Regions from separate parts of the Homo sapiens genome. Here region 1 is linked to region 2. A link is an interaction called in ENCODE POLR2A ChIA-PET data of the cell type or tissue named here. Cell type or tissue: A673. All regions are shown on one strand. Each heading gives the region's core, and the rest is flanking DNA. Links, peaks and the distances in the headings are about the cores only. Region 1 holds the start of LOC124905114 (a long non-coding RNA gene). Region 2 overlaps MFNG (MFNG O-fucosylpeptide 3-beta-N-acetylglucosaminyltransferase).

Region 1 (15,809 bases), core at 5,014-13,013, 88 kb after region 2:
CCTCAGGTAGCTCCAGGCAGGGGAGGGGGCATGGAGAAGACAGGCAAGGGCTAAACAGCTCAGCACCAGGAGAGAAGCTGCTTGGTGGGCTGGATGCAGCAGAGACCCGGGTTCAAGTGCATCACTGGAGAGCTGCTGTTCCTCGTCCGCACCTCAGTTTCCCCTACTTGTAAAATGGGGGAGATGATCTCTAGGACCCATCCAGGATTCCAAGGGCTATACCTCGGGGTTGTGGGGGCATAGCAGGGGGGTCACCCTGCAGAAGGGAGATCTCCAAAGGCTTCTCAGAGGAGGAGGCATAAGGTCTCGGCCCAGGGGATGGGGACAGGTGGGAATGGGTCCCAGGGTTAGTACCAGCTAATCGCTGGTGAGTAACGGCCTGGTGGATATGGGTGTGGGCGTGCCCTCAATTCCATAGGGTTGCGAGGGGACATGGTGGGGTGTGAGCTTAGAGAGGGAGAGAGGGGTTCTAGGGCCACAGGTTGGGTTGTGAGCTCTATTCTGGGGCCAGTGGGAGCCATTGTGGGCTGTTGAGGGAGAGTCAGGAACAGCTGGTCCTGCTCTGTCTCACCCTCTTCTCTCTCCCTCTCTGGGGCACACTTCAGGATCACATTCCCATAGAACCTTGCAGCCATGTGGCCTTGGCAGCACCTGCACTGTGCCAGGCACTGTGTACATTAGTCCTCATTGTGGCCCCAATTGACAGAGGAGGACGCCAAGCTCTGAGAGGAAGCTCTTGCCCAAGGTCATAATCTGACTCCCAAGCCCCGCATGCTTCTCCCACTACCTCCCCCTGAAAGAGTTCCTATTCTCTGTGACCTCTCCCATCCTGGGGACGCCCCCCACGAAGCCCCGGGGAGTGCCTGCCAAGGGCAATGCAGTTGGATTTGGAGGGTGAGGTCAGGAAAATCCCAGATGTTAGCAGGACTGGCTTTCTCCAAGACCTGAGTTTCTGCCCTATCAGCCACCCTCTGGGATAGAGAGTGAGGCGGGGCTCCTTCCCACTTTACAGATGAGAAGACTGAGGCCCTGAGAGTCATGTGGCTAGTCCAAGGTCAAACTCAAGGGAGTGACAGCCTAGGCTAGAAGCTGGTCTCTTTATTGCCCAACTGAGGCTGGAGGGAGGCTGAAGTCCCCTGAGATCTGTGCAAAAGCTGACCCCTCCCCGACTTCCCCAGGGAGCAGAAGAGCCCAGAAGAGCACTGGAGTCACAGACCTGGTTCAAATCCTGGTTTTGTCTTTTGCATGAACTGTGTGATCTGAGCAAGTCATGAATTACTTGGAGCCTCGATTTCCTTATCTATATGAGGGCGGCGAGCTGGCCTCCTTCACTCAGCCATGAACAAATATTTATTGAGCACCTACTAGGAGAAGCAGGACCCTTCCTCGGGGAACTCAGTCCAGAGGTAGCAGCAGCAGTTATGATTCCGGTTGTGATGGAGGAAGCACAGGGGGCTGTGGGAACCCACAGGAGAGACCCCGGCCAGGTTGGAAGAAGGCAGGCAGGTAGGAGGGCAGAACAGGCAGCGGCTCCCACAAGACCATGTGGGCTGGGCTCTGGATGCTGTTGGAATTTTCCCAGATCAGCCCGAGCCAACGAAGACTTTTCAGCAGGGAGTGCCATGCTCAGGTTGATGTTCTAGAAAGTTCATCTTCTGCTGGGTGGAGGGGGCATGGAGTGGGGAGGTAGGGTTGGAGGTAGAGAGACCAGCAGGAGCAGTAGGGGGAGGCGGCGGCACCAAGGCGGGACTAGGGGCAGGTGGGGAGGTGTGGGTGCCTCTCACTGTGTCTGGGAACTGGGAGAGAAGCAGGGGAGGAGGGGGAAGGGGCCGTGGGAGATGAGTCCAGCCGTGGAGGTGGACATGGACGAGTGAGTTTCAGGTGCCAGGGAAGGGCCCCGGAGGCAGCTGGGTACGGTGGTTTGGGTGTGGTCAGCCCAGAGCTGACATTAGAAGCCTTGGGAAGGGTTGAAGGGCTCTTGGGGTAGGGGAGGGGGAAGCGGGTTTGAGAGAGGCAGTGAGCAGGGACCAGGACATCAGGGGAGGCCACTGCTTGGCTTACAAGCAGAGGAGCCCGAGGGGCCGCGGCCTGGGAGGTCGCGGGAAAGCAAAGCTGCAGGTCCCCAGCCCAGGAAGAAGGTGGCAGGACTTAGGTCTGTGGGGAGATTTCAGAAGGCGACATGTCAGGCGCTGTGCCTGGCACCAGCGCGGACGAGGTGCCCAGGAGGGTCAGCTCCTGCATCTTTTCACCTGAAGGCAGAAGCTTAGTCTGTCCCTTACCCTCCTGAGGAGGACGAGGAGGCTACAGAGGGGGAAGGTGTCAGGGAAGGAGGAAAAGGGGAAAAACATTTGCATGCATGACAAGGCTGAAGTGAGGGAGAGAGAAGGGGGGAGAAAGAGGAAAATAAATTACCATACACCAGGATCTTGTTATTCAAGCTAATTTTCAAAGGACCACAGCTGTCACGCTGAGATAATTCGTTAATTATAACAGCCATTGTGCTTTGGCGCTGGGAGAGAAACCGAGGCCGGGGAACAGGCTGAAGGTGGGGGTGGGAGCAGGCTATTGGGGGGCCTGGACATCAGAGAGGGGACAGGGACAGAGGCAAAGAGGGGTGTGTTGCCCTCGGGACTGAAAGGAAGACAGGCCAGGCCCCATCCTTCCTCACTGTCATGGTTGCGGTGGGTAATGAGGTCCTCCTGCCTGCCTGGCGTGTGCCACGGTGCCACGCGCCAGACCCTCACAGCGATACCTGCAGGAGGCAGCTTCCTGGAGCTGTGACCCTGCCCAGACCCTGGCCTGTGGCCATCCCCCTCCACGGCCCTCTGAGCTGGTGCCCTTCTTGTCCCACTTTACAGAAGAGGAAACCGAGACCCAGGACAGATTAGCTTGCCAGGACCACGGGGTGAGGTGGCATAGCCTGGATTCGAGCTGAATGTGGACCCTGCGCTTTGGCAGCACGTTAGGGAGGGCCGGTCTTGGTGGACTGGCCACGCGGAGTTGGTGGCCACAGCAGCTGTCACATAGATAGCCTCACGTTTGGGCTGTGGTTTCTGCCCAGCCGGCGGCCCTCCCCGGGGAGTTTCCGGGGCTCGATGTCGACCCCTCTGCACCGACAGAGCCTCCTTGTTCTCTGCTGCTGCAGCTGCAGGCCCCCCGTAGCCTCAGAGGCGGCCGTCAGTGTGGGCTGGACCCTCCCACCTCCTCTGGAGAAAGCTGGTCTCAGGGCCAGGGGGAGGGAATTTGGGCCACCCCAGCTGGTGTCCATACTGACCCCTTGCGATCGCCTGGTTAGAGGTTCTGAAGCGACAGAAGCTGAATGGGCTGTGGCCTCAGGAGGGGTTTCTCAGCCTGGGCCTAGAGGGCTCCAGGACCCTGGGTGCTGGGCCATGCTAGGGACAGGGGGCTGGGGGCGTAGCAGGCAGGTGTCCCAGTCCTAGGTGAGCAGAGTGAGGGAGTCCATGGGGAGAGGGGTGGGACCAAGGAGCCATTCCAGAAACCCCAGGGCCCCTTGGTGAGCTGTGGTGTGGCTTCAGGAACTCAGGTCTCCTGGTGTCCACAGTGGCCATGCTTGGAAACAGCACCTAGGCTAGGCCAGCTGGCAGTGTTCTGTGGGGTGGGAATAATGTTTGGGAGAGGGTAACCCTCAAACCCCAGTAGGAGTCCCAAACTTGACCCAGGCAGGAGAGAAGTGGGCCCCACAAGGTGACAGGTGGGCCTGGGGTGGCTGTGTGGGAACTCCCTTGGTTGGGGACCTCTCCCCAGTGGGGCCGCATGGAGCCAAGGGGAAGCTGTCAGAGGGTCAGGACAGCTTAAAGTCCTGTAGAATTGGTGACCCACAGAGGCCAAGACACAGGAGACTTTTAGGACCAAATAAATGGTAGATACATCCTAGAATCCTTGAGCCCCAGACTCATAACTGGAGACCTCCCTCCCTAAATGACCGATCCATGCTGTTAGTATCCTGGTACTAAAACCCAGGAGCCATGGGTCAGGAGGATAGGGGAGGGGGGCTCGAGGTCAGGCAGGGGTCAAGTACAGGAGGCAGGGATCGGGGCACCCTTGGGTCCCAGGCTGAGAGGCTCATAGGAATACCCCTGACAGGCTGGGTTTCTACGTGTCCCCACTCTGGGGTTCCCCCCTTGTTGCTGGCCTCATAAACTCCAGTGTGCAGGGGTCAGCTGGCCACCTAAACCAGAGAGGCAGGGAGGAGGTTGGATGCTGCCCCGGCCTGTGCCACTGCTGTGCCTCCGGGGACGCAGACCCAGGGAAGCCAGATCTTCCCTGTATCTCAGTGGATTCCAGAAATGAGGATTTTTGAAATAAAATCTGCCAAGTTTTCAATATTGGCAACTGATTAAAAAAATGTGAAAACCACCATCCAGATGAAACAGGATCCCACAGCAGCTCTTGAACGGAGCCTGGGGCCGTGGAGGCTGGAAGCCACTGTGTAGCAGTTGTGAGGCCTCAGTTTCCTCATCTGCAAAGTGGGAATAGTGATAGTGCTTTTAAGATGTTTAAAGTTGGCTCAGGATTAAATGAGTTAATATGGGAAGTGCGGAGGCCCAGCCAGTGCAAGCACTGAAGACTTTTCATCTTGTCGGAGGCCGCCCATCCCTCCCCGGGCTACCTCTCAGGGGGCTTCGCTGTCCGACACTGGAGCCTCCATTTCCCCCTTGCGGTCCCCACATGCACTGCCCCTGTCTTGGGACAGCCCTGAGGGTACTGGAGGGCAGGGAAGCGTTCGCCCCTTGGGACCCTGGGGGAGGAGCAGGTGGAGGAGGCAGAGCCAGGAGGGCGGGCCTAGCCGGCGCCTGGTACATAGTAGGTGCTCCATAAATGTTTATTGAATGAATGAATGGAGGCCATGCAGGCAGAGGCAGCCGTGCTGCGCAGGCACTGGTGAAAGAGCGGGTCCAGTGGACACTGGTGAGTAGTGCCCAGGGGCTGCAGCTGAGGGGGCCAGCAGGGGCCGGGGGGAGGCGAAGGTCAGGTCGGGAGAGGGCAGGGGTCAGGAGTGGGAATTGGGGTCAGGTGGGGAGAGGGCAGGGGTTGGGAGTGGGAAGCGGGGTCAGGTGGGGAGAGGGCAGGGGTTGGGAGTGGGAAGCGGGGTCAGGTGGGGAGAGGCCAGGGGTCGGGTGGGGAGAAGGTAGGGGTCAGGTGGGGGAGGCAGGGTCAGGTGGGGGAGGCAAGGGCAAGTGGGGAGTGGCTAGAGGTCGTGGGGGGTGGGGAGGTGGGGTCAAATGGGATGAGGCCAGGGGTCAGGTTGGGAAGGTGGGATCAGGTGTGGGAGGCACAGTCCATGGGGGAGGTGGGATCCAGGGGAGGAGAGGTAAAGGCCAGGTTGGGGAGAGAAGGGGTGAGGGAGGCAGTCTCCTGAGTAGCTTGGAGGATTCTGGGAAAGCCAGGAGGTGGGTTTTTAATACAGGTCATCCTTGGCTGTGGGACAATCCTATCCCCAGGTGCCTGGTGGTGGGTGGGCTGGGGTGGGGGTTTGCCAGGGAGTGGGCCCTGCTCACGGGCCATGTGGTTACAGCTGCCCCTAGAACCAGGCTCAGGTGTCTCCTGTCAGGCCACAGGGTGGTTTGCCAAGGCCAAGACCTTTGGTAAAACCTTCCACCCCCTGCCTCTCTCCTTCCACCAAGGCCTGGACATGGAGTAGGTAGTAAAGATGACTGTGGCACCCTGTGAGCAGGGGAGGCACGGGGACCGGGTGAGCCATGGGGGGGTGACACGGTGGGCAGGTGACAGGGCTTTGGGGTGGCCCCAGCAAACCAGAGACACATGTGTACTGTGGTTTTCCTCCAAACAGATGAGGAAACTGAGGCCCAGGGAAATGAGGTGCTGACTTGCCCGAGGTCACACTGCGGCTCAGCGGCCCAGCCCCATGCCCCTTCTTTGGCTGAGGTTACACCTGGAGATGCGCGTCCAAAGCACCAAGGCCTTGCAGAGACCCTGACGCCTTGGCTGTCAGCTGTTGGTGCTGTGTGGTTCTTGTTAAGCTCTTTTGAGTAAGAAGGCAGCTTAGTGAAGGGGAGGCAAATCTGTCTGTCCCAGGGCCAGGGGCATAGTAGGTGTTCAGGGAATACATGTGGAACGCGTAAGCAACGTGGGTGGGTGTGCGGCTGCTTGGGCAGCATGCCTCACCCAGCCCAGGGCTGAACTGCAGGCAGGGCCCCTAGCCTGGGCCCGGTCCCTGTTTCCCTGTGACACAGATGCAGTCATGGCCTGCTCACCCAGTGCAGGATGACACAGAGCCCGGAGCAGGTGCCAAAGCAGTGAGGGGCAGGAGCCAGCTCCCCCGGGACCCAGAGCAGCTGGTGTGCAGGGCTGAGACTAACAAGACATGATTGAATGGGGGTGGACGAACACCCAGCACCTCAGAAGAGACCTAAACAGATACTGCCCAGAGCTGCCCGTGGACCTTGTGAGGGCACCAGGGCTGCCTGGCCGTGTGTGTGAAGGGGCCTAGAGGTTTGGTTGACATCTAGGACAAGGTGAGGACAGGACGCTGGTGCCTCCTTACTCTCACCGCATGAACAGAAGCAGGGAGCCCAGCCGAGGGAGGTGGAGGCTTCTGGAGCTGATCCTGCTCTGAACGCATCGGCACTGGTGCTTGGCTCCAGGCGACACGTTGTAAGAGGGACCTTGACAGCAAGCATGACCCGGGCAGCTGTACCCAAGGGCAGGAGGGACTTGACACCACAGCGAAGGAAGAGCAGGTAGAGGACGTGGTGCTGTTTAGCTTGGATAAGCAGAGTGATAACAGACCAGGAGATGTCAGAAGGGTCTTTATGGGGTACTGGCCTCGTCCCTAGTGGCTCCAGAGAGCAAGGTGGCACCCATGAACAGAAGCACAAGGAACCAGACTTGGCTTTGTAATAGAAGAAGAAATTTCTAGTAATCAGAGCTGTTCAAGAAGGGAATCAGGGCCAGGTACGGTGGCTGGGTGTAATCCCAGCACTTTGGTAGTCGTGGGCGGGTGGATCGCTTGAGCTGAGGAGTTCAAGACCAGCCTGGGCAACGTGGTGAAACCCCATCTCTACCAAAAATACAAAACAATTAGCTGGGCGTCGTGGCATGCGCCTATGGTCCCAGCTACTTGGGAGGCTGAGACACGAGAATTGCTTGAGCCCTAGAGGCAGAGGTTGCAGTGAGCCGAGATCGTGCCACTGCACTCCAGCCTGGGTGACAGAGCTAGCTAGAGTCTGTTTTTAAAAAAAAAAAAAAAAAAAAAGGCCAGCGTGGTGGCTCACGCCTATAATCCCAGTACTTTGGGAGGCCGAGGCGGGCGGATCACAAGGTCAAGAGATGGAGACCATCCTGGCCAACGTGGTGAAACCCCGTCTCTACTAAAAATACAAAAATTAGCTGGGCGTGGCGGCATGCACCTGTAGTCCCAGCTACTCAGGAGGCTGAGGCAGGAGAATCACTTGAACCTGGGAGGCAGAGGCGGCAGTGAGCAAAGAAAAGGAAAAAAAAAAGGAGAACCAGTAGCTTTAGGTGGGCGCTGAGAGCCCTGTTACTGGAGGTCTGCAGGTGACGGGACATCGTCTTCCAGGGAGGAGCCTTGGAAAGTCTGCTGGTTCCACTAGCTCAGGCTGGCCTGGGTTCTTGGCTGTGTGGTCTTGGGTGCATCACTGCACCTCTCTGAGTTTCAGTTCCTTGCCTGTAAAATGGGAGGCATAAGGACGGCCGTGAAACTAAAAGGAAGGCTCGGCACATTTTGTGCCCCATCATGAGCACCCCATCACAGGGGGGGCTTCTCCCTCTGATATTGAAGATTCTTTTTTTTTTTTTTTTTTTTTTTTTTTTTTTTTTTTGAGACGGAGTCTCACTCTGTCGCCCAGGCTGGAGTGCAGAGGCGCGATCTCGGCTCACTGCACGCTCCGCCTCCCGGGTTCATGCCATTTTCCTGCCTCAGCCTCCGGAGTAGCTGGGACTGACTCAGCCGAGTCAGGGGATCCAGGATCTCCCCACCATCCCTAGCCTGGAGCTCTCACTCCACACAGCATGTCCTGAGAACCCGCTGTACGTCTGACCCTGTTCTAGGCATGGGGGTTACAGCAGTGAACAAAGTTAAATCCTGCTTTGCTTTTCTGCTGGGGGTGGGGCAAGGCAGGGCGATGATGAAGAATTAAGTGACGTCAGGTAGTGCTGGCTGCTGTCAGGGGACCGAAGCCTGGGTTGGGTGAGGAGTGAGTTATCTCAGACTGGGGGGCTAGAGAAGGTGGGGGTCAGGGGCAGGGAGTGGTTGAGCAGAGATCTCAGGTGGATTATGGGGATTCTGGGGGAAGAACATTCCAGGCAGAGAGAAGAGCAAAGGTCCTGGGGTGGGGAGTGTGCCTAGGGGTTTGAGGAGCACAGCTGGCCTGGAATCAGTACTTCCTGATTGATGGAAACATCGAAATCTCTCGAGGCTTGTGGACAACTCCCCCTTGCACGCTTTCCTCTGACAGGGGCAGAAAACCCAGTAGACTGGCTCAGTGCATGTCCCGCCCCTGCCATGGTCCCAGCCCTTTGGAGGGAAGCCGGGGAGGAGAGAGCCTCTGTCTTCTCATCTGTAAGATGAGGCTGACAGCACCAGCTGTGTGGGGTTGATATAAGATTCGAGGAACATCAAATGTCAGACACAAAGGAGCATTGGATAAGGGGTATATGACTGTCTTAGAGGCCAGGAGACTGAAGCCCAGAGGAGTTAGGTAATGTGCCTGATGTCACACAGCTCAGCATTCAATCCCAGGACCCTTCCCCGCACCATCTATGCCCTGCAGTAAGGGCTCATTGTGCTGGAAATCCAAAAAGTTAACTTACCGAACGGTAGTTCCATGGTGAAGGTATAATCCTCCCATTTTACAGACAAGGAACTGAGGCCCAGGGAGCTCCATGACAAGGGAGCTCCAAGGAGCTCTAGGCAGTGAAAAGACTGGTGTTCAGACCCCCGGCTTGAGTCTCTTCCCCGGGGGGTGGCAGGCTTTGTCCCTGAGGGCAGAGTTCCTGTCCTGGTGCTAGGGTTCCAGCAGCAAGGGGTGAGGCAGCTGCCTACCTGAGAGATCTGGCTGGGCCCCAGGAGTCCTTGGTCCTCCTAATCCTCAGTAATGGCAATGACACGGATGGTGACAATGACACCTCCGGGAGCCTTGGCCAGCCTGGCTCAGGGAAGAGCCTGTGCCAGGGCTTATGAGCTGCTGCAAATGAGATTTCCCTGGCCGAGCCTCACGTCCCTGCTCCTGGGAGGCCAGGACACAGACTGCGCTTCCCCCCACCTGCTCCTGGAGCTGACGGGTGTCCCTGCAAGAGTGTGGCCACACAAGCGGGAGCCTGGGGTGGTGTGTTTGTGGGGCCTCCTGCCCTGGACTGAGCGTGTGTGTCTCTGTCATGTCTGGGATTTCGGGGGAACTCTGGAGCTGGGTGGTACTCACCTTGCCACACGGGGAGAAACAGGCTCGGAGAGGGCCTGCAGCTTACCTGGGTCTCAGAGCTGGTTGGGCCTGCATCTTCCCTGCTGACCTCCGCTGCCTGCGTCCCCAGCTGGCCTCGCTCTGTTCACCCTCTCACCCAGCCTGGGGAGTTAGCCCAACCCCCCTCAACCCCTCCCACACGCCGCAGTGCAGTGGGGGCTCTCCCCGGGTCCGGGGTCCAGACGCTCCCCTGACAGGGAAGCTTGGGAGTCAGCCTATAGCGGGGGGCTGAGAGGATGTGACCCGGAGGTTCAGCAAGCCTGAGTCCAGGGGAACCCTGATCTTGGGTGATGAGGGTTGTGAAGAAATAACTATAAAACCCCCATTAACAACAGCGGCTGTCATTCACAGAGGCCAGGCGCTGTGCCAGGCTTGCCCTCCGAGGGGGGGCAGGGGTGGGACTGAGCCAGGACTCCTTGTCTTCTCAGTTCTGAGTCCAGAGAGGGGCCCGGGACCTAGGAGCACCCGGGCGGAAAGGGCACAAACCCAGCGGGATCACTGGGCAGCTGACTAACCGGAGAGGGGAGGCATTTGCTGAGAGTGACTTTGGGGTCTGTGGTCCTGCCCAGCTCTGAACTGAGACCCCTGCACCACCAGCTCTGCCCTCAGAGCAGCAAGTGCTGTGAGGTCTCACTGACTCTCCTCTCTGCCCATGAATGTCCCCATGAGAGGGGACGTCCTACAGCATGCAGCCTGCAGACCGGGAGCCCCCGATAACAGCATGCACCCTGGCTGTGCAGCTGTTTCTTCTGTGGTGGAAGGAGAGAGTGCCCCTTAAAGAGAGCTGGTGGTGGGGCACTTGGGGCCTGAAGGGAGAAAAGCTCTAGGGGAGGGGTCCAGTCAGGCCAGGGCACGGGAGCCCTGCTCTTTGCTGGAACATGCCACCCCCCAATGCCTGCTTGCCTGCATGGCTGCACCCCTCCTGGGCTGTGCCACCGGGCTCTGGGCAGAAGAGGCCTCTGCGCCCCACAGCTGCTTCCACTGCTCCCCTCTCCCTCTGGGCTGGTCACAGGCTGCATTCTCGTGGTTCAGCCAGACCAGGTGTCAATTGTCTCCCGGGCCTCTGGGCTGCGGGAGGGAAGCAGGTGCCCGTGTCCCCTGCGCCCCCCATCTATCATCTAGATAGCTCACTGCCGTCGGTGCCTCTGTCTCAGACGCGCTTTCTCCTTTTCTCTCCTCCTCTGTCTGTCTGCTCGGCTGTCTTGATATTTTTGCTTTTCCACCATTCTCAGTCCTCACCTCCTCCCTGCAGCACCCCCTTCTTCCCGTCTCTCACCACCTGGGTATGTGGGGTGCTGCCCTGTCCCCCCTGCTGTGTGTGTGGGAGGACCACCCTCATGGGAGTAGGGGAGGGGCATGACCTTGGCCATGTGACCGCTGGACCCTTAGCCTCAGACCTGAGAGGACAGGCTGCTGCCCCCACCCCCCACACCTTGAGTGCGTGAACAGCTGGGCTAGGGGCCAAGTGCTGCTGTCAGCGCCTTCTCTGCCTTGGCCTCTCTGTTCCCTCCCTGGCCGCGTCAGGTCTCCACGGGTGGCAGGCAGGCAGCCCGGGATGGGGACCGGGCAGCTGACGCCCCTGGGACAGCACGATGGGAGCCTCCTCCCAACTCCGTCTGAGTCACGGGGGTGGGTCGGAGCTGGGCCCAGCCCAAGCCATCCTGGAGACCAGGAGGAAGAGGAGAGAGGGCCACAGGCAGGTCACCTTGAGGTTCAGGTGGGCAGAGCTTGGAGTGGCTGGGCTTGGGGCACGGCGGGCCTCTGTCCACCCTGGACTGTTTGGGAAGAGCTGGTGGGGGGACTAGCTCCCCTCCCACATGGGCCTCTTCTCCCATGCCCCTCCACGCTCAGCCTCTTCGCATCCTTTGGCAGGGCCTGGGCTTTCCCAAGGCTCCAGACAGCTTGGCTTTGCCCAATACCCTGGGTCTGGCTGTGGGGATGCTGGTTTGAGCAACTCAGATGTGAGGATAGGGGCTGGAGTTGCATGTAGGCACACACACGTGTAGAACACACAGAACACACATGTACTTAAACATGCCAACTATAACATAGATGGGTGCTTGCATTCTCTGGGATGTCCCCGACACACATACCTTCCTGCCCCTGCACACACAAGCACATGCCCCCGAAGCTGATGCAGAGGACGTGTGCACACGCGCCTGCCCGCCCATCCTTGACTTGTACACGTCAGCACACCCCTGCATCAGCACTCTGAGCCACCTGTGTGTGCACCTGCATACAAATGCGGTCCCCAGACATTCCCCGATGAGGAAGAGGGACTGCATTGGAGCAGACGAGGGTTCTCTGACAGGCCGGCTCGTGGATCTCTGAAGTGGCAAGCATGGAGACTCGGCCTCTTCCAGTACAACCTTGCTACCTGTGGGAGGGGAAACTGAGGCTCAGAGAGGGGTAGAACTGGCCTGGGATCCCCCAGGAGCCAGTGGCCGTGCTGGACGGGGGCCAAGGTCTCTGCAGCCCTGAGACCTTTGCATAGCACAGCCAAGGACAGAGCTGCTGTCTGCTGCCTGGGCACCCCTTCCTGCCTGGCTGCCTTGTGGTGCCCCCAAGCTGGTTCTGTAGCGACTGGGGAGGTGTGAGCCTGGCCTCAGAGGTCCAGATCATCACAGCCTCTGATGGCCTCTGACGTAGCATCAGCCTTTAGTCCAGCGGGCCATCTGGACTCCCTGTTCACCTATCACCATCCCCACCTCGGACTTCTTGTGGGATTAACCCCCGACCCCTCACCCATTTCCCTTTCCTCTGTTCCAGCCCTCTGGGGCTCAGTGCTGTAAATTGGTTTTGCTTTAATGGCAAAGGTTTAAATTTTTTTTTAAGCACTCTTCTCTTTCCTGGACTTTCCCAGGAGGAGGAGGAGGAGAGAGAGGCAGAGGTGGCTCTTGTGAACAGTCTCTGGCTTTCTGTGTCCAAACGTGGATTTCTCAGACCTCATCTTCACATCCCTGGCCCCTGCCCAGGGCAGAGGGAGGGAGAACTGGGCTGTTCCCATAGTTGAGAGCACAGGGTGGGGGCTGGGGCTGAGGTCTGTCCAAGGGGCTGTGTCCAGCTTGCTGGGCAACCTGGCCAAGTCTCCCCTGAGTCTGTGGCTCAGTTTCCCCACTTGGAAAGTGAGGGTTGATGCAGATGGTCTGCCGCTGTGACCCCCGTGGTGCCTCCCCTGCCCTTCTGCATCTTGCAAATGGGCGGCATGAGTCCCCTGCTTCTTCTCCCCCATCAAGTGGGCCAGAAAGGGACCCACTTTGTAGCTGTGGAAATAGAAGATGTTGTGGTTTACCTAGCTAATTGGGCTGAGCAGTTGTGGGGCTCCAGGCCTCCTGACATCTGACTTGGGCTCAGTGCCTTAGGAACCTTGATCCTGGTCTAGGCTGTGCTATGTTAGTTGGGGCAACTCCCTGTCCCTCTCTGGGCCTCTGACTCTCCAGCCATGGAAGGGGAGCTGGGCCTCAGCCGTGCTACTCCAGAAGGCTGGCCCCCTCCCAAGGATCAAGGTGCTCCAGGGAAGGCACTTTGGGAAGATGATACTGGGGTACCTCTGGCCTCCCAGAGTCTGGCCTTTCTTTCCCTTGGCTCTGCTCTGCCTGTGAGATGAGGTCTCCCCACGCCCTCCCACTGTGGGAGACCCCGGCTTCTGTGTCCCTCTGCTTGGGGGGCCCCACAGCTGCGATATTCTGCTCCCCCTCCCCCATGGAAGCTGAGACAAGGGAATTATTTTTGGAACAAGAGCAGTTACACAACAAATGAATTATTTATCTTTGGGCATGGAGGAAAGGAGGCATTTTGCTGGGCTTCTTAATTCTTTTTGTGGATTCAGGGGTGCCCGCTTGGGTACGTGGACACGTGTGTATGGGCCTGCTTGTCGTGTGCAGATTGTAGGTGTGCTTGTGTGTGTGTGTGTGTAGCTGTCTGCGTGTGCATGCCATGGAGGTCTGGCTCATGTGGGGGCATGTGGGTCTCTGTGCAGGTAGGGGGATGAGCATGGCCTCCAGGGTGCTGGGGGTGTGTGTCTGCACCTGTGCTCACCTGTTCTCTCCAGTGTCCCTTCTGTGCCCATGATCCTCAGTCTCTGCCCCTACTCCCCCTATTCTTCTGTCTCCCTCCGTCCCAGCCCCTGGGCCCCCTCCTGCCTCTTGCCACCCACCAACCCCCTGCTTCTTTGATGTAACAGGGACCCCCAGAGTGCTTGCTGGCACAGAGGCCCTGGGACGGGGTGTGGAGAAGGGATGGGGGGCCTGCGCTGGAGCTTGACGGGGCTGCTCTGAGCCCTCACACTGATCTGTCACCCGCTCTCGATGCTGCCTTTCAGGAACCAGGTGCAGATGGGTCTCTTCCTTCCTGCCCCCATCTCTCTCACTCCTGGCTCAGTGCGGCACTCTCCAGCCTCCTGTGGGAATCATCTGAAGTTCTGAGCCCGGAAGCCAAGGAGGAAGACGAGGAGGAGGAGGAGGAGGAGGAGGAGGAGGAGGGAGAGGAAGTCAAGCCCTGAGAACCCTTGCACCTTCCTAGCAGGAGACAAGGAGCAACGCTGCGGTGGGGAGCAGGCTGTGGGGCCCCCACCCCCAGCCCTAGCCAGGCCTAGTGCCTGCTGTAGCACCCTAGAAGATCCCCAGCAGTTGGCACTAGCTGTACCCACCTTGCCTGGGGCCCCCGTGCTGGGGGTCGCCCCCAAGATGGTGGCGGCCCCAGGGAGGACTGTACTGCCAGCCCCAGCCTCTGGCCGCTAGGCACCCCCTGCCTTGCCCTGGCCCCTCACTCCGAGGCCAGCGCCATGCTGCGCCTGGGGCTGTGCGCGGCGGCGCTGCTGTGCGTGTGCCGGCCGGGTGCCGTGCGTGCCGACTGCTGGCTCATTGAGGGCGACAAGGGCTACGTGTGGCTGGCCATCTGCAGCCAGAACCAGCCGCCCTACGAGACCATCCCGCAGCACATCAATAGCACCGTGCACGACCTGCGGCTCAACGAGAACAAGCTCAAAGCCGTGCTCTACTCCTCGCTCAACCGCTTTGGGAACCTCACCGACCTCAACCTCACCAAGAACGAGATCTCCTACATCGAGGACGGTGCCTTCCTGGGCCAGTCGAGCCTGCAGGTCCTGCAGCTGGGCTACAACAAGCTCAGCAACCTGACGGAGGGCATGCTGCGAGGCATGAGCCGCCTGCAGTTCCTCTTTGTCCAGCACAACCTCATCGAGGTGGTGACGCCCACCGCCTTCTCCGAGTGCCCGAGCCTCATCAGCATCGACCTGTCCTCCAACCGCCTCAGCCGCCTGGACGGTGCCACCTTTGCCAGCCTCGCCAGCCTGATGGTGTGTGAGCTGGCCGGCAACCCCTTCAACTGTGAGTGCGACCTCTTCGGCTTCCTGGCCTGGCTGGTGGTCTTCAACAACGTCACCAAGAACTACGACCGCCTGCAGTGTGAGTCGCCGCGGGAGTTTGCCGGCTACCCGCTGCTGGTGCCCCGGCCCTACCACAGCCTCAACGCCATCACCGTACTCCAGGCCAAGTGTCGGAATGGCTCGCTGCCCGCCCGGCCCGTGAGCCACCCCACGCCCTACTCCACCGACGCCCAGAGGGAGCCAGACGAGAACTCGGGCTTCAACCCCGACGAGATCCTTTCGGTGGAGCCGCCGGCCTCGTCCACCACGGATGCGTCGGCAGGGCCAGCCATCAAGCTGCACCACGTCACGTTCACCTCGGCCACCCTGGTGGTCATCATCCCACACCCCTACAGCAAGATGTACATCCTCGTGCAGTACAACAACAGCTACTTCTCCGACGTCATGACCCTCAAGAACAAGAAGGAGATCGTGACGCTGGACAAACTGCGGGCGCACACTGAGTACACCTTCTGCGTGACCTCGCTGCGCAACAGCCGCCGCTTCAACCACACCTGCCTGACCTTCACCACGCGGGACCCCGTCCCCGGAGACTTGGCGCCCAGCACCTCCACCACCACCCACTACATCATGACCATCCTGGGCTGCCTCTTTGGCATGGTTATCGTGCTGGGAGCCGTGTACTACTGCCTGCGCAAGCGGCGCATGCAGGAGGAGAAGCAGAAGTCTGTCAACGTCAAGAAGACCATCCTGGAGATGCGCTACGGGGCTGATGTGGATGCCGGCTCCATTGTGCACGCCGCCCAGAAGCTGGGCGAGCCTCCCGTGCTGCCCGTATCTCGCATGGCCTCCATCCCCTCCATGATCGGGGAGAAGCTGCCCACCGCCAAGGGGTTGGAGGCCGGGCTGGACACACCCAAGGTAGCCACCAAAGGCAACTATATCGAGGTGCGCACAGGCGCCGGCGGGGACGGTCTGGCTCGGCCCGAGGATGACCTCCC
Region 2 (15,809 bases), core at 5,091-13,090:
CTAATCAGCCTCTGAGCCTTAATTAAATTCTTCTGGGCCCTAGGGCTCTGTGTATGAGTGATTCCAGGGGAGCCAGGGGGTCCCCCAGGCTCTCACACCACTTCACTGCTGGCGACTCACCTCTGCCTAAGCAGTTTGCCTCTGGGGTGGAGAACTGCACGCTGGAGCCTGACTCCCTGGGTTTACACGGCAGCCCTGCCACCTCCTGGCTTTGTGACCTTGACTGAGGTCACCTCACCTCTCTGTGCCTCAGTTTCCTAATCTGTGAAATGGGTGATAACAGCCCCTACTCAAAGAGTGGTCGTGAACACAGAAGAAAGAATGAAATGAGGTCATCTCTCCAAGTCCTTGGAATGAGACCTGGCACGAAGTCAACACTAGAAAGTGTTAGTGATCTGAGGCCGGGCGCGGTGGCTCATATCTGTAATCCCAGCACTTTGGGAGGCCGAGGCAGGTGAATCACCTGAGGTCAGGAGTTTGAGACCAGCCTGGCCAACAAATAGTTAAACCCTGTCTCTACTAAAAAATACAAAAATTAGTTGGGCGTGGTGGCGCACGTCTGTAGTTCCAGCTATTTGGGAAGCTGAGGCTGGAGAATCGCTTGAACCTGGGAGGCGGAGGTTGCAGTGAGCAGAGATGGTGCCACTGCACTTGAGCCTGGGCAACAGAGCAAGACTCTGTCTCTTAAAAAAAAAAAAGTGTTAGTGATTTGTATTGGACACAGCCTGACCTTTGTTTCCCAGCCACATCTTTCCTATGCACACTCAGGCCCCGTCAACCTAGGCCCACCTCTGTGGCCCAGGAGAGCAGGTGCCATGTTCGGCAGCCCCTCCCAAGCCACATGGAGTGAGGTAGAGACCTTTCTCAGGGGAAAGGGGCATGGTGGCTGGGTGGGTAAAACAACACCTGTCCCCTTTAACTGGAATTCAGCTGGACTTGAGTCTGATCAGTGACCTCACCACTCATAATTAACTATGTGACTTCGGGCCTCTGTTTTCTTATCTATAGAATGGGTGCAATAATGCCAGGTTGTAGCAAGACTCTAGTGAGATTCAAAATAAAGGGCTTTTGAGCCATGCTGGTTGGGGGTGAAGGGTGGCCTGGCTGTCCCTTTTCCCCACAACTGCCACCAGGCTCACTCTGCCCCTTGGCCTTCCTCTCTCTCAGAGGCTGGTACAGTTCTGGTTTGCCACTGGGGGTGCTGGCTTCTGCATCAATCGCAAACTGGCTTTGAAGATGGCTCCGTGGGCCAGGTAAGCAGAGACCCAGGGGTGGGCAGGAAGGCGGGGAGGGGGTGGCAGCTGGGGTACAGGAGGGGCCTTTGCAGCAGGAAGGGCTTTGAGAGTGAGCTCAGGAGAAGCTGCTCCTCATTTGCGTGTGTCACAGAGCGGCAGTTGGTGGTGAACAAGCCACCTGCCACCTGCCCTCAGGGGCTGCACGGCTGAGCGCATGACGTGCCACTCACAGGCAAGTCATGTCATCTCCAAGAGCCCCAGTCCCCCCGTCGGCACATGGACCTGATAATGCAGTGGCCAATGGTGTAGTAAGGGTTAAATGAGAAAATGTCTGGGCTGGCCCTGGTAGGTGCTATTTACCGCCCTTTTCTGACTGGTCAATGCCGTAGGGGAGGTGAAGGCCAAATCTAAGGGTCTTCAGAGGAGGGAGAAGGGCCTTCTGGGTGAGGGAAGAAGGGAAGGCTTCCAGGAAGAGGTGGTATTTGAGCTGGGACAGTCCACTATACACTGGGCCATCTAAGGGAGATGATATTACTCCTAATAGCACAGTGGGTGTACATCCTGTGATATTATTCATAATATCATCTAAGGGAGATGATATTACTCCTAATATTATGAGGGGATCTCAGGGGTAGTGGAGGCCGCAGTGTGGGTGGGGGTGGGACACAGGTGTTCTAGAAGTGGCGAGGCCTGGCTTCTGGAGGTCTTTCCGGGCTATTATTATTATTAACAGCACCATCAGCAGCCACTCCCTTGTATTGAGGACTGACTCTGAGCCAGCTCTGTGCTCCATCAAGAGGATCACAACACCTGGGGGAGAAGGTGGCATTAGTCTTGTTTCTAGATCTCAGGCAACTGAGGCACTGAGATTAAGCCAGTCTGAGGTCAGCCAGGTTCAAGGTCACTCAGCTGCTGGGTTTGGCTCCAAGGTCTGCAAGCCTTGCTACTACCCAAGCCTGCCCTGCCTTGCCCTGGCTGGGAGGGGCGCCCCAGGCAATTCATACTGGACAAGAGCGGGCTCATTGTCCTGGGGCATGTCCACAGAACTGTGTGTGTACACATGACCAGGGTCATCCGTGTGCCTGGGGTGCCCCCACCCAGGCTTCTGCCCACCTCTAAATTACCTTTGTGTGAATTAGAAAAAGCCCTCTCCCTCCAACTCCTGCAGGTGCAGCTTGAGGGCATGCAGGCTGGGGAGGGGAGTGCAGGCTGGGGAGGGGAGTGCAGGCTGGGGAGGGGAGTACAGGCTGGATTTCCACACCCACTTGCCCCTTGGACAAGCATCCAGGGCAGCGGCATTAATGGGGTATACGCGGCCAGTTGAAGTCCATGCCTGGGACTCTGTTCCTGTCTCCCCTCAGCACTGGCTGACTCCAGCCCATCCTGCAAGACTCTGTTTAGGTGGCTCATGCCTGTAATCCCAGCACTTTGGGAGGCTGAGGTGGGTGACTCACTTGAGGTTAGGAGTTCAAGACCAGCCTGGCCAACGTGGTGAAACTCTGTCTCTACTAAAAATACAAAGATTAGCCGGGCATGGCAGCGGGTGCCTGTAGTCCCAGCTATTCAGGAGGCTGAGACAGGAGAATTGCTTAAACCCAGGAGGCGGAGATTGCAGTGAGCCGAGATTGCACCACTGCACTCCAGCCTGGGCAATGAAGGGAGACTCTGTCTCAAAAACAAACAAACAAACAAACAAACAAATGAACACACAAAAAAGCTGCCACCTCCTCTGGAAAGCCCGCCTGATTCTCCCTGTACCCCCAGGCAGCATGCTTCCCTCTGACTTAGCACCACTCTTTGAAAGACCTGCTCCCTGCTCTGTCTCCCGCCAGAATAGGGGCTGCTGTTGGGGGCAGGAAGCGTTTCTTTCTCATCTCTGTATCCTCAGCCCTAGCATGGTATCTGGCACCAGCAATGAATAAATGAGTGAATGAATGAATGACAAGACAGAGAGAGAAGGAAAGGCTACATTTATAAAGGGCATCACCTTCCCATTCCCTGTTTAATCCTCACGACAGCTCCACGAAGACACGGCCATTAGCATCCCCATTTCACAGAACAGGAGACTGAGGCTGAGGCTCCCCAAGGTTCCTGACTTGCTCAAGGTCATACAGTATGCAGGAGGCAGGTGCTCTGTTCTGCCAGCTTGTCCCAGTGGAGGGCCTTCATGGGGTGGCCCACGGCTCTGGGTGTGGAGGGCCTGGGCCAGCGTCTGCAGTCTGGCTCTGTCCCTCAGTGGCTCCCGTTTCATGGACACATCTGCTCTCATCCGGCTGCCTGATGACTGCACCATGGGCTATATCATTGAGTGCAAGCTGGGCGGCCGCCTGCAGCCCAGCCCCCTCTTTCACTCCCACCTGGAGACCCTGCAGCTGCTGAGGACTGCACAGCTCCCAGAACAGGTGAGCTGGCCTTGGGGGCAGGTGGCAAATGGGAAGGGGAACCAAAGGAACATGGGGTCCCCCCAACCCTCCCTCCTGGCGTTTGAAAGAAACCTGGAACTCCAGATTATGGGTCTTGGGTATTCCCTATTGATGGGGAAACTGAGGCCTAGGGTGGCAAAGGACACCCTAAGGGTACACAGGGACTCAACCCCTTCACCTCTAACCCTCAAGGATTAGCATTTGTGAAGCTGAAATTCTTTGATCTGGTCCTCAAATGCCGGGAAGGACCTGAACAAATGAGATGAGGTTGTCTTCAGGTTCCCACCACCCTGCTCTCCACCCATACCTCTACTCAGTCTTCCATCCTCCCCACATTCCTCCCGGGGAGCCCAGCTGGCTCTTCTAATTTTACCTGTTAGGAGCCCCTTCCTTCATCAAAACTCCCCTATCCATTGCTCAGTGCTGTTCCTGCCAACCCTGAGGTTACCGGGATGGAATGGGTCTTTGGGGGGACGCTCAGCATTATGTTAGGCTGGGGGAGGAGGGGGACCCCATCCCACCACCTGGCAGGTGATACAGGTCCAACTGGCTCTGCCTCGGAGAGGCTGCCCTCTGACACTGTAGATGGTCCTGGCTGGGAGCGTCCCCGGGATCTCCTGCCCAACAGTGTGACAGAAACTCAACGTGAACTGGCTAACCTGAAAAGGAAATTGTTGGCTCACATAACTGAGAAGCTCTCCCCCAAGTTGGCCCATCCTCAGGTGGGCTCAGCCCTCATGTTGGCAAGATGGCAGCCCCAGCTTTCCCCCCACTATCGGAGGAGAGCGCCTCCTTCCTTCAGATCCCCGGGCTGGCGTTCATTGATTTGATGACTGGGCTTGGGTCAGGTGACCCATCTCCTACCAGCACCTGGAGTTAGTGTTGATTGGCCAGGCCTGGAACTGGGGTGTGAGGTTGGTCCCATTAGGATGGCAGGGCCTGAAGCCAGGAAAGAGAGGCAGATTTGAGGCAGCCCAAACCAGGGCATCCTAATGGTTAGGGTATCCTGAGTACCCACAATGCCAGGCACCACACTGGGGTCCTTCCCTTCTTTTTTTTTTTGAGATAGAGTCTCGCTCTGTTGCCCAGGTTGGAGTACAATGGCACGATTTTGGCTCTCTGCAACCTCCACCTCCCGGGTTCAAGTGATTCTCCTGCCTCAGCCTCCTGAGTAGCTGGGACTACAGGCACCCACCACCATGCCTGGCTATTTTTAGTAGAGACAGGGTTTCACCATGTTGGCCAGGCTGGTCTCGAACTCCTGACCTCAAGTAATCCACCTGCCTCAGCCTTCCAAAGTGCTGGGATTACAGGCATGAGCCACCGCACCCAGCCACCCTTCTTTAACTCTCTGGTTCCTCACAGTAGTCACATGAGGTCAGTACTAACATTATCCCCATTCTATAGATGGGGAAAATGAGACCCAGCGAGCTGAACTGACCACGGCACACAGCTAATATGGGGCAGAGGGGCACTGGAACCCTAGCTGGGTGGTCCCTATGCCCACAGTCTTTAACCACTGTGCTCTACAGCCTCTGAGCTGAAATCATGATCCATGTCGTCACTGCCTGGTGGAGTAGGGGCTCCGGGTGAAGAGGGATGTGCCAAGGCCCTCCAGTGAGTCTCAGAAAACCTCCATTCTAGTCCAGGCTTGCAGCTTACTGGAAAGCTGCCTTTTCCTGTTGAGCCTCAGTTTCCAAATCTGTAGATGGGGGTATTGTTCCAGCTTCTCAGGGGAGCTCAACTCTTGAGGGAGCAAATGGGATTAAGGGCATGGCAGTGCTCTTCCAGCTGTGAAGTGCCTTGGGGCGTGGGGTGGGCTCCCACCACCAGCGGGGAATTTCAGGTTCCCGGGCAGCTTTCCCTGCAGCTTAAAACCCCTCCTCCACCTGTGCCAGGATGCTGCCCCCTTGTGGGGATCCCCAGTGTGATGCCCCAACACTCTTCTATCTCCCTGCCCAGGTCACCCTCAGCTACGGTGTCTTTGAGGGGAAACTCAACGTCATTAAGCTACAGGGCCCCTTCTCCCCGGAGGAGGACCCCTCCAGGTGGGTCTGGGGGCTGGAACCTTGGATGGGAGGAGTGGGGGCTGAGTCCAGGCATCCAAACATGGGGGAGCTGGGAGGGAGTGGAGTGGGACAGGCTTTGGTGGCTGACAGCACAGAGCTAGGAGTGGAGGGAGTGGATTTCAGTTTCTGACCCTGCCACTGGCTTGCTGTGTGACCTTGGGCAAGTGTCTTGCCCTCTCTGGGATTCGGTCTCCCATTAGTAACACCTGGAGGCTGGCCATGATGGATCTGAAGAGCTCTCCCAGCCCCAATCCTCTGGGGTTCTTTGGGAGTCCCTGGAAGGCTGAAATGCCTTCCCTGAGCACAGGCAACGCTCTCATGGTGGAACTTCAGGCTCTGGTGGGGGATTTTTATTTTATCTCTTTTGGACTCCTTGTTTCTTTGATACTCTTAAATGCTTCTTTTAGGCAGGTAAAGGGTTGGAATAACACCTTCCAGTTCTGCCCAGAACTGGCCACGGGGAGATGGGCCACCCAAATCCGCTCCTGACTGGTCTAGAGCAGTCTTGGAGCATAGCCTGTGATATGCAGCTTCCTTTCCACACACCAGCACCTGCCAGCTGTGGCTTTTTTTTTTTTTTTTTTTTTTTTTGAGATGGAGCCTCGCTCTGTTGCCCAGGCTGGAGTGCAGTGGTGCGATCTCGACTCACTGCAACCTCCGCCCCCCGGGTTCAAACAATTCTTCTGCCTCAGCCTCCCGAATAGCTGGGATTACAGGCGCCTGCCACCATGCCTGGCTAATTTTTGTGTTTTTAGTGGAGGCGGGGTTTCACCATGTTGGCCAGGCTGGTTTCGAACTCCTGACCTCAAGTGATCCGCCTGCCTTGACCTCCCAAAGTGCTAGGATTACAGGCATGAGCCGCTGCCCCCGGCCCAGCTATGGCTTGTGATTCTGGCCAGGGGTGGCGGGATGGGGGTGGAGAGGAGTTGGGGGAGGGGACACATGGACTCTGGGCCCATCAGTCCAACCCCAGAACTGATGCTTGACCCCTTCCCAGCATCTCTGCCAACTGATGGGCTGGCTTCACCTTGCATGCCTACAGCCATGGGGAGTTCCTCCCTCCTGTGGCAGTCTGTTCCATCTCTGGGCAGCTGGACTAGCCCCAACCCTTCTATTTGCATTTCTGCTCCTTGTAGTGACATGCAATGGGTCTGGGAACTGGGGAAGGAGCCCTGATTCTGCCTTTGGAGACTTAGCAGGGACTCAGGGAGGTAACGAGTAGAGGAGGGCATGAGGTGAACTCTGGGCCCACTTGAGTGACAGAGACTTGTCCAGAGGGAGTCCTGGGGGACGGGGAGTCTGGGACACTGTGTGTGTAGGGGATGAGGGTGAGTATGCCAGTATAGGTTGTTATGGGAGAGTAAGTCAGAGCCCTGATGTTGACTGGGGAGTAGGGGCTGGCCGGGGAAGGCTTCTGTGAGGAGGTAACGTGAAGGACCTGAAGGGCTAGCAGGAGTTCGCTAGGAGAAGAGCAGGTGGCAGATCACTCCCGCAGAGGGGACAGCATATGCAAAGGCCTGATAGCAGGAGACAGGCCTTGACCTGCTCAAGGTAGGAACGGGAGACTGTGTGACTGGAATGTGGAGAAGAGGAGGGAATGGTGTCAAATTTGGTTGGGGACGTGGCAGGGGCCTCTCCAAGGCCTTTGTAGGCTCTGTCTGGACGCTTGTGATGCTTGGAGGAACCAGGGCCCCTGGCCCTGACGTTCTGCAGTGCTGCCTGTCCTGGGGCAGAGGGCTCCCATGATGCTGAGGGCCCTTGCGGCCAAGGCTGCGTTGAACAAGTTGGATATTACAAGGAGATAGAATTTGGCTCGATATAGGAACAAAAATTCAAAATTCCAAGACGAACGAAGCTGCCTTCTAGTAGGATGAGCTCCCCGTCAGCAGTGTGTAAGCCGTAGCTATACTGACAAGAGGTTTAAGAATTGCTGTTAAATTTCCTCAAAGCTTGAAGATTCTAGAAGTCATAGATTACTGCCAAATGGGTCTGGAGCCACCTAGAGATTCAGATGCATGTGATCAGATGATTGGCCTCAGCTGAGGTCTCTTTATGGCTTCTCTGGCTTTTGAAGTTTCTCCAAACTAGCGGTTCTCAAGTGGGGGTGATTTGTCTCTTAGGGGACGTCTGGCAATGTCGGAGACATTTTTGATTCTTATGATTCAGGAAGATGCTACTGGAATCTTGTGGGTAGAGCCCAGGAATGCTGTTAAATATCTCGCAAGGCACAGGACAGCTCCACAACAAAGAATTCTCTGGCCCTAAGTGTTAGTGGTGTTGAGGTAGAGAAACCCTGCTCCAAACCGCCTCTGTGGCATGTGTGCACCTAGGAGAGTGGGCTGAGAGCAGAAGTGGGGGGTGACCATCCTGTCCTTTTCTGGTCTCTCTGCAGATTTCGCTCCCTCCATTGTCTGCTCTATCCAGATACACCCTGGTGTCCCCAGCTGGGTGCCCGATGAATCCTGAACTGCTGGGCAAAGGTTGGGCAGAGACTTCTGGGTGTGCCTTGGCTCCCAAGGTGGCACTGTGGGTCCCTGGCAAGTGTCTTGTGATAGGCAGTCCCTGGCAGGGCCTTCGGGTGGTTGGCAAGCCCAGGATCTGAGTGGCAATTGGCACTGAAGGCACCCCAGGCCCCTGGGAGGTGAGTTAGACAGCCCAGGGGACCAGGTGGACCAGGTGGTGGCCAGAGAGGCTCCAGGGGCTAGACTCCCTCAGGAGGCTGAATTGAAAAAGGGCAGGGGGCACTTGAGCTGGGCTGGGGCTCAGGGGTCCTAACCCTTTAGGCAGTGACATGGCCTCTGGGTGGGGTCTGGCCGTTGGCCCTGGCTAATGTCTCTCAGTCATTCCCCTGGGGCTCAAGCGCTGGGCCGCCCACTCCTGCCTCCCTCATCTGTGTCCCGAGTTCCTGAAGGGACATGGGTGGAATGATGGCAGAATCCAGGGTCTGCAGCACCTGCTGTTGTTGCCAACCAGTCTCCCAAAGCTCCTTGCTCCCCACCCCTTGCGAACAGGACCAGATTTTGTTTGGAGCCTCAGCATGCCGGGGCCCAGATGATGGAGCATAACGGGTCCCAGCCAATTGTGATGATCCTTTTTGCTCATTTCCCAGCCTTTCTTGCTGTTAGGGGCTACCATGGGACCAGCTCTGGCCAGAGGGAACTAAGCAAATCCAATAGAGATGTTTCTGGGGAAGGTTTTGCAGCCCACTCCCCATCTTCCTGCTATAAATGTGGGTGTGATGGCTGGATCTGGGGCAGCCACCTTGCTACCATGAAGGAAAGGCCAAGACAATCATCCACAGCTATTCCCTCCAGCATCTGGTTCTGTACAAAAATTAAATGCTTATTTGTTTAAGTCTCTCTTGGTCCAGTTTTCTGTTACATGCAGCCAAATTGTTCCTGACGGGGTATGGTCTTTATCTGTCTATCACAGTGGAGATGGTGATCACTTTTGGTGGTGTGATATGATGTGTGCAAAGACCATGTTACAGAGCCTGGCACAGAGAAAGGAAGGGCAGAGTGGCTGGTGACTGTTACTAGTGTGTTTGTGAGTCCTGGTGTGTGAGGCGGTACACAGGTGTATGTGTGTGTGTGGCATGTACCTTCTACATGTGTCTGTGCATAAACATGTCCATGTGTTTTTTTTTTTTTTTTTTTTTTTTTTTGAGACAGAGTCTCACTCTGTTACCAGGCTGGAGTGCAGTGGCGCAATCTTGGCTCACTGCAACCTCCGCCTGCAGGGTTCAAGCAGTTCTCCCAATTCTCCTGCCTCAGCCCCCTGAGTAGCTGGGATTACAGGTGTGCACCACCGCGCCCAGTTAATTTCTGTATTTTCAGTAGAGACAGGGTTTTACCATGTTGGCCAGGATGGTCTCGATCTCCTGACCTTGAGATCCGCCTGCCTCGGCCTCCCAATGTACTGGGATTACAGGCGTGAGCCACCGCGCCCGGCCTGTGGTGTGTGTTTTTGTGGCTGTGTCGCACATGTGTACATGATGTATACATGTGAGCCTGTGTGCTGTGAGGTGTGGAGTGGTTCCTCCTTTTCTCTGCCCCCAGGGCCTGGGTTGGGGGAGGTCAGAGAATCAGGGAAGGCGGAATGGAGACTCAGGGCTGAGGGACTTAGCCTCAGGTATCAGATAATGGTGCCAAAGGGCGATTTGACAGCCAAGGGCAGGAACTGAATAAATGCAAGTGCCCTTGGAATTTCCGATCCCAAGGAGGTGGATGGATGAATGAAAGTGATCATGGTGAAATTTCAGGCATGGTGGCACATAGGCAGGGGAGGGTTAGAGAGGGGAGGTCTGTGTCATGCCCAGTGATGCTTGGAGTTGGGGTCACAGTGGGGCTCTCAGATGGGGAAGGAGGAGGAGAGATCCCGAGGGCCAGAGGGGCCCTGATCCAGGGAGCCAGGGCTAGGGGCTCCACCCTTGAAGAATCAGAAACTGTCTTCTGGCTACATCTGTGCTGGGGACATCTGGAACCACTGAGCACCTGAAGCCAGCCCCTTTGTTTTCCAGGGAGGAGAGGTCCAGAGAGGGACTGCCACATGCTGTGGTCACACAGTGAGTTGGGTGCAACTGGCCACTTGTGCTTCTCCAAAGCCCCGCTTCTTTCTGGGCTGGCCCAGGGCTGGGTTTATGGGATGCCAGTCGAGTGAGGGCAGCCCCCGGCCCTGCAGCCCCGTGGGGCTGGAATGGTGCCATCCACAGTCGCCGTCCTCCCCACCCCACCCAGGGAAGGCTGCTCATCGGCCCGCATTTAGACGCGGCAGCAGATTTTCGTGTTGCTCCCAGATCCTGAGGGTCGGGTGGAGGGAACAGGACTCGGGCCATCTGCTGCCTCCATTGTCCCAGAATAGCTGGGGGTAGGGAGGGGGAGCAGAGTCAGCAAGGATCAGAATTGGGATGAAGGAAGGAGGGAGTCTGAGTTTAACCCTTTGCGTGTCTGCCTGGGAAGTTAGGAAGCTCCCTGTGCCCTGTGCTGAAGTGACCCATCTGGACCCCAGAGGCAGGGGCTGAGTGTGGGGTGGGGTAGCAAGGTTAGACCACCTAGTCTTGGCCTTGCCATGCCCCTTGGGCACATAGCTGCCGCTGAGCTTCCTCCCGTTTAGCCTGAGCTCTGCCTGCCCATTTTAGGGTGCATGTGGATGAGATACTTTGAGGACCATGAGTGGTCACTGATCCTTCGGCTAGGTGGCTGAGGGTAGGCCCCCATGATAACAGGGACAGAGAGTGACTCCAGAACAGGAGCCCTGGCCTGGGGCAGACACCAGAAGGAGCCTGGAGATCTCCTATAGGGGTCTATGGCTCCCTCAACCAGCCCCTATCCCCAGCAAGGAGTGTGCAGGGGCCCAAGGTAGGTCTCCTCTCCTCCCAGCAACCTTTTTCTTTTTTGAGACAGTCTCACTCTGCCACCGAGGCTGGAGTGCAGTGGCATGATCTTGGCTCACTGCGACTTCCGCCTCCTGGGTTCAAGTGATTCTTGTGCTTCAGCCTCCTGAGTAGCTGGGATTACAGGCATGTGCCACCACGCCTGGCTAATTTTTGTATTTTTAGTAGAGACAGGGTTTTGCCAAGTTGGCCAGGCTGGTTTCAAACTCCTGACCTCAAGTGATCCGCCCGCCTCGGCCTCCCAAAGTGCTGGGATTATAGATGTGCGCCACCGCGCCCAGCCCTGGCAATCTTTTAATTGATGCACCTGCTCCTGCTGTGAGTGAGGTGGACTCCACCCCGGGAGGCTGGTGACCTATCATCTCAGCTTTGCCCTTCTGTAAGTATTGATGCCAGCAGAACTATAAACATACATATCTACCATCAAATGCATGTTGGGGGTCAGGCACTGTTCTAAGTACTTGACATAAATTAATTCATTTCATTCCCACCTATTTGAAGTAGGTACAATCGTTATTCCCGTTTTACAGATTGGGAAACTGAGGCACAGAAGGGGAGAAGGTCCTTGTGCCAGGTCATAGGTCTTCTCGGTGCCAGAGCCAAGGTTGGAGGCAGCCTGGCTCTGCAGTGGTCATCTCGCTGCGGGACAACTGAAGAGTTGGAGAACCTCCTCAGGCCTGGGCTCCACCCTGCTGCCCACCTGTGGCTCTATGCCCTTAGGCAGGTGGCTTCACTGTTCACTGGCCTCTCATCTGTAAAATGGGCACAGTGGCTCCTATGCAGCAGGCTGCGAGGCTTTGAGATGCTGCATAGAAAGCTCCTGATGCGGGGTAGTTGCTCAGTAAGTAGCACCTCTCTGTCCTTGCTGAGCTCACGTTATCAGCAGTAAGAGGTTGGGGTACTGGGCTGGCCATAACCTCCACTCCCCACCTTGGCTGTTATCACAGCAGCCTCCTCGCTGCTCCTGTAGTCCTCTCTCCACTGCTCACTGGCTCCTGGCACAATGGCCTCCTTGCTTGCTGTGGCAGGTGTCATGTTCTCTGCCAGCACCAGTTCTTGCCTCTCCTTGTATTGCAACCCTCACTCCTGCACAGCTGGCTTGTTCTTGTCAAGCTCCCATGTCCCACCTCTTAGGGAGGCTCCCCACTCCCATCACACAGCAGCCACCTGGTGGTCATCAATCACCTCCTGTTATAGTCACTCATAACCTGTCACCCTTGCAGACCTGCCTTCCAGGTATTTGTTTGTTGTCTACTCCCACCTGGCTGTGAGCTCCACGGTCAGGGATCCCCTTGGTTCTGTTCCCTGCAGCTCATGACCTGGCATAGTAGATCCTCAACAAATATCTGAGGAACGAACAGAAACATAAGTGAACGGACTTCTCAGATCTCTTCCAGCTCTGTCAGTGTTTTAAGATGCTATGGAAGATACTGAAATAACTGAGGCAATGCAGTGGGGCTTCCTAATGGAGGGATCAGGCTGGCAATACCAGAACGCACCAAGCCTTCTTAGTATCACCCAGAAAGCGTTCTTAGTATGCTCCAGATGTGATCCCATAGGAAGGACACAGCACTTCCCAGGAAGTCCGCTTGCTAGAATGATTGACCCTACATCACCTCAACCCTCTGGACCTAAACACCAGTCTACAGGAAGCAGGAGGACAGTGCAACATGTTAAATGACACCACGAGGGTTCGGTCTGCCACATCAACAATGAGGACAGTCTCACATGACGAAGGGCCTGGTTTCCTCAACAAGTAAAAGGGCATAAAAAGGAAGAGAGTAAAGACTGTTAGAGAGGAAAATAGATTTAAGGGATAAAGTACCAAAATGCAATGTATGGGTCGGGTGCCATGGCTCACGCCTGTAATCCCAGCACTTTGGGAGGCCAAGGTGGGCGGATCACCTGAGGTCAGGAGTTCCAGACCAGCCTGGCCAACATGGAGAAACCCTGTCTCTACTGAAAATACAGAAATTAGCCAGGCGTGGTGGCGGGCACCTGTAATCCCAGCTACTTGGGAGGCTGAGGCGGGAGAATTGCTTGAACCCTGAGGCGAAGGTTGCAGTGAGCCGAGATCGCGCTGCTGCATTCCAGCCTGGGCAACGAGACTTTGTTTAGATCTTTATTCAAGCAGACGAACCCTAAAAAGGCATTTTTCAGGAAAATGAGAAAATTTGAAGATGGACTGCATATTAGAGGATCTTAAGGAATGGTTCATTTTATTAGGTATGGTGATGATGTTGGGCTTATTTTTAGAAATGTGCTAGTGTGTGAGAGATACATTCTGAAATATTAATGGGTGAAATGATCTGATGTCTGACATTTTTGTTAAAAAGGGGCTTGAGGGAGGAATGGAATGAGAATGGCAAAGTGGGTATGGCAGTTAGAGCTGGGTGATGGGTGCGTGGGAGTGCCTCATACCAGTCCCTCTACTTCTGTAGGGGTTTGAGACTTTCCATAATAAAAGTAAAATGGAATAAATAAAAGTCGGTCTGTGCATATTTCATTTCTCTGGCTGTGGCCCTCTCCTTCCAGCTCCCCCCTCCTCCACGCCCCACATTCAGGCCCAGAGAACATCTGTTTTTACCAGGCACAGCTGTCCTGGCCCCACTTCCTGTTAGCCCCAAACACCCGGAGAAAGGAAAGCCAGGCCTTGACTCAACTCTGGCTCCTGCCTGATTTGCATTTGGCCTGTTGCCTGGTTTCCCAGAGGCCCACCCTGATTTCTTTGGGTTCTGAGCACTTGTCTCAGCTGCTGTGTAACCCAGGAGCACTTCCCCTGGGCACATTCCTCTCCCTACTCATCCTCCAATAATTGCTCGCCTCCTCTAGCAGGGGTCAGGGAGGTGGAAGTGGGGATGGGATGGGTCCCTGTGTCAGATGCTACATGGGACAATCAGGTGCAAGCCCTGCCCTCAATAGGGAGTCCCAATCCCAGTTGGGACATGATTGAAAACATAGCGGCCGCGCAGTGGCTCACACCTGTAATCCCAGCACTTTGGGAGGCCGAAGCGGGCAGATCACAAGGTCAGGAGTTCGAGACCAGCCTGGCCAATATGGTGACACCCCATCTCTTCTAAAAATACAAAAATTAGCTGGGCGTGGTGGCACATGCCTGTAATCCAAGCTACTCAGGGAGCTGAGGCAGAAGAATCGCTTGAACCCGGGAGGTGGAGATTGCAGTGAGCAGAGATCACGCCACTGCACTCCAGCCCAGGAAACAGAGTGAGACTCCATCTCAAAAAAAAAAAAAAAAAAGAAAAAAGAAAACATAGCACATCATGTAAACAACGATAATCAGCAACCATATGGTGCAGGGAGGGAGGACTACATTCTGGGGGGTTCAGGGCGGGAGGAATCAGGCACATTGATGTGTGAAGTGGCGTTGTGTCTGGGTCCTAGGCCACGAGATCTGAAGGAGCAGAATGTGTCATACTGTGCCTTGCAGATAGGGCCGTGGAGACTCCAAGGAAAGATACAGATGCTGGTTATGGTTATGATAACTACCGTTCTCACATGCCTATGTATCTCATCTTGCAGGATAAAGGCCAGGTATGTGCCTGGTGCTGTGTCTACACAAAGCAGAAGGGGCTGCCTCTCTCCCTCCCTCCCCACGTCTACCCTGCCTGATGCAGCTCTGTGCCTTACAGTATCTGGCACAGTGCTGGGTACATAGCAGGCACTCCATGAAGACCAGCTGATTATTGAGGTCAGTGTTCAAACTCAGTCCAGTACCAAAATGGCTGGATAGAATCACAAGCAGTTAGGATAGTTGGTTAAAACAGATCCCAGGGCTCCATATTAGACCCTCAGAACCCAAATCTTTAAAGAAAGGGCCAGGGAATCTGTATTTTTACCTGCCCCCCACCCAGGAGGTCGTAAGTTGCTGGGTTACAGAAGGAGGTGAGGGAGTTAGAGGATAGTTCAGCACCGCGGACAGAGCCACACTGCCGCTTCCATCGACTCTCTTTCCTGGGACTGACTAGCTGGGGGCAAGGAAGGTCAGTCTCTGTATGTGAAAGGGATCCACAGTCTAATCCTGATGGGGGCCAGGTGACACCTGTGGTCTTGACCCCCACATGACGCAGCCCCGGTCCCTGCTTCGGGAGCAAGTTTCAGGGAGGACAATGGTCTCGCTGCAGAGACAGCTTCGACTGCACAGGGAGGGGCCGTATAATAAATATCCCCTCGATCTCTTTTATAAGTTGTAAGTGACCCCCATACTGTGCAAGCAGCAAAGCATGAAGCCTGAGCCTGTGTGAACAGATTAATCCCCCAAACATGGTTTGAGCACCTACTGTGTTCAAGGGCTGTGCTGGTAGCCACAGGGCATGTAGGGATGAGAGAGAGATACAGCCGCCGCCTCAAGCCACCTGCAGCTTGTCAAACATGGTTCATTGGTTGTTAGAAAGGAGAGCAGCCTTGAAGATAACCAGACCCTGAGTCCAGTCAGTGTGCGTGTTAGAGAGGCAGCCAGGGGAGTGGAGAGAACAGACATTTGGTGGCAGAGGCTTCCTGCATTTGAGAACTGGCACTGACAAGCTGCGTGGCCTTGTGCATGTGGCTTCACTCTCAGAGCCTCGGTTTCCTGATCTGAGAACTGGGAGTGACTGCATCCCTCCCTCTATCCCTGCCCCGCCCCCCAGCATGTACTAGGAAAGTGCCCACCTGGCCTGGTTCCCAGGACCCA

What was found. Peaks named below come from ENCODE experiments on the same cell type or tissue, not always from the same donor. Only the 100,000 strongest peaks of a DNase experiment are listed, where the experiment ranks them.
Region 1: POLR2A ChIA-PET joins it to region 2 with 11 read pairs; 2 of 35 experiments call an interaction of 5 or more read pairs at or near these places.

Annotation. Positions count from the first base shown.
Region 1 is chr22:37,373,970-37,389,778 of GRCh38, reverse strand. It overlaps ELFN2 (extracellular leucine rich repeat and fibronectin type III domain containing 2), which reads left to right. Exons shown (of 3, transcript NM_052906.5): 3 at 13,783-15,809. The coding sequence starts at 14,245. LOC124905114 (a long non-coding RNA gene) reads right to left here and starts at 9,547. Exons shown (of 3, transcript XR_007068094.1): 1 at 9,469-9,547; 2 at 8,815-8,910; 3 at 7,420-7,669. RefSeq lists enhancers at 3,203-3,741, 10,951-11,519. In A673, for the core only: no CTCF peak of the experiment used is centred there; no DNase peak of the experiment used is centred there.
Region 2 is chr22:37,462,340-37,478,148 of GRCh38, reverse strand. It overlaps MFNG (MFNG O-fucosylpeptide 3-beta-N-acetylglucosaminyltransferase), which reads left to right. Exons shown (of 8, transcript NM_002405.4): 5 at 1,168-1,253; 6 at 3,472-3,637; 7 at 5,621-5,706; 8 at 8,120-9,086. The coding sequence ends at 8,186. Among named protein-coding and RNA genes, the nearest start is that of MFNG, 16 kb to the left of the region's middle. RefSeq lists enhancers at 8,405-8,906, 10,562-11,175. In A673, for the core only: a CTCF peak has its summit at 5,588 (motif pointing left); no DNase peak of the experiment used is centred there.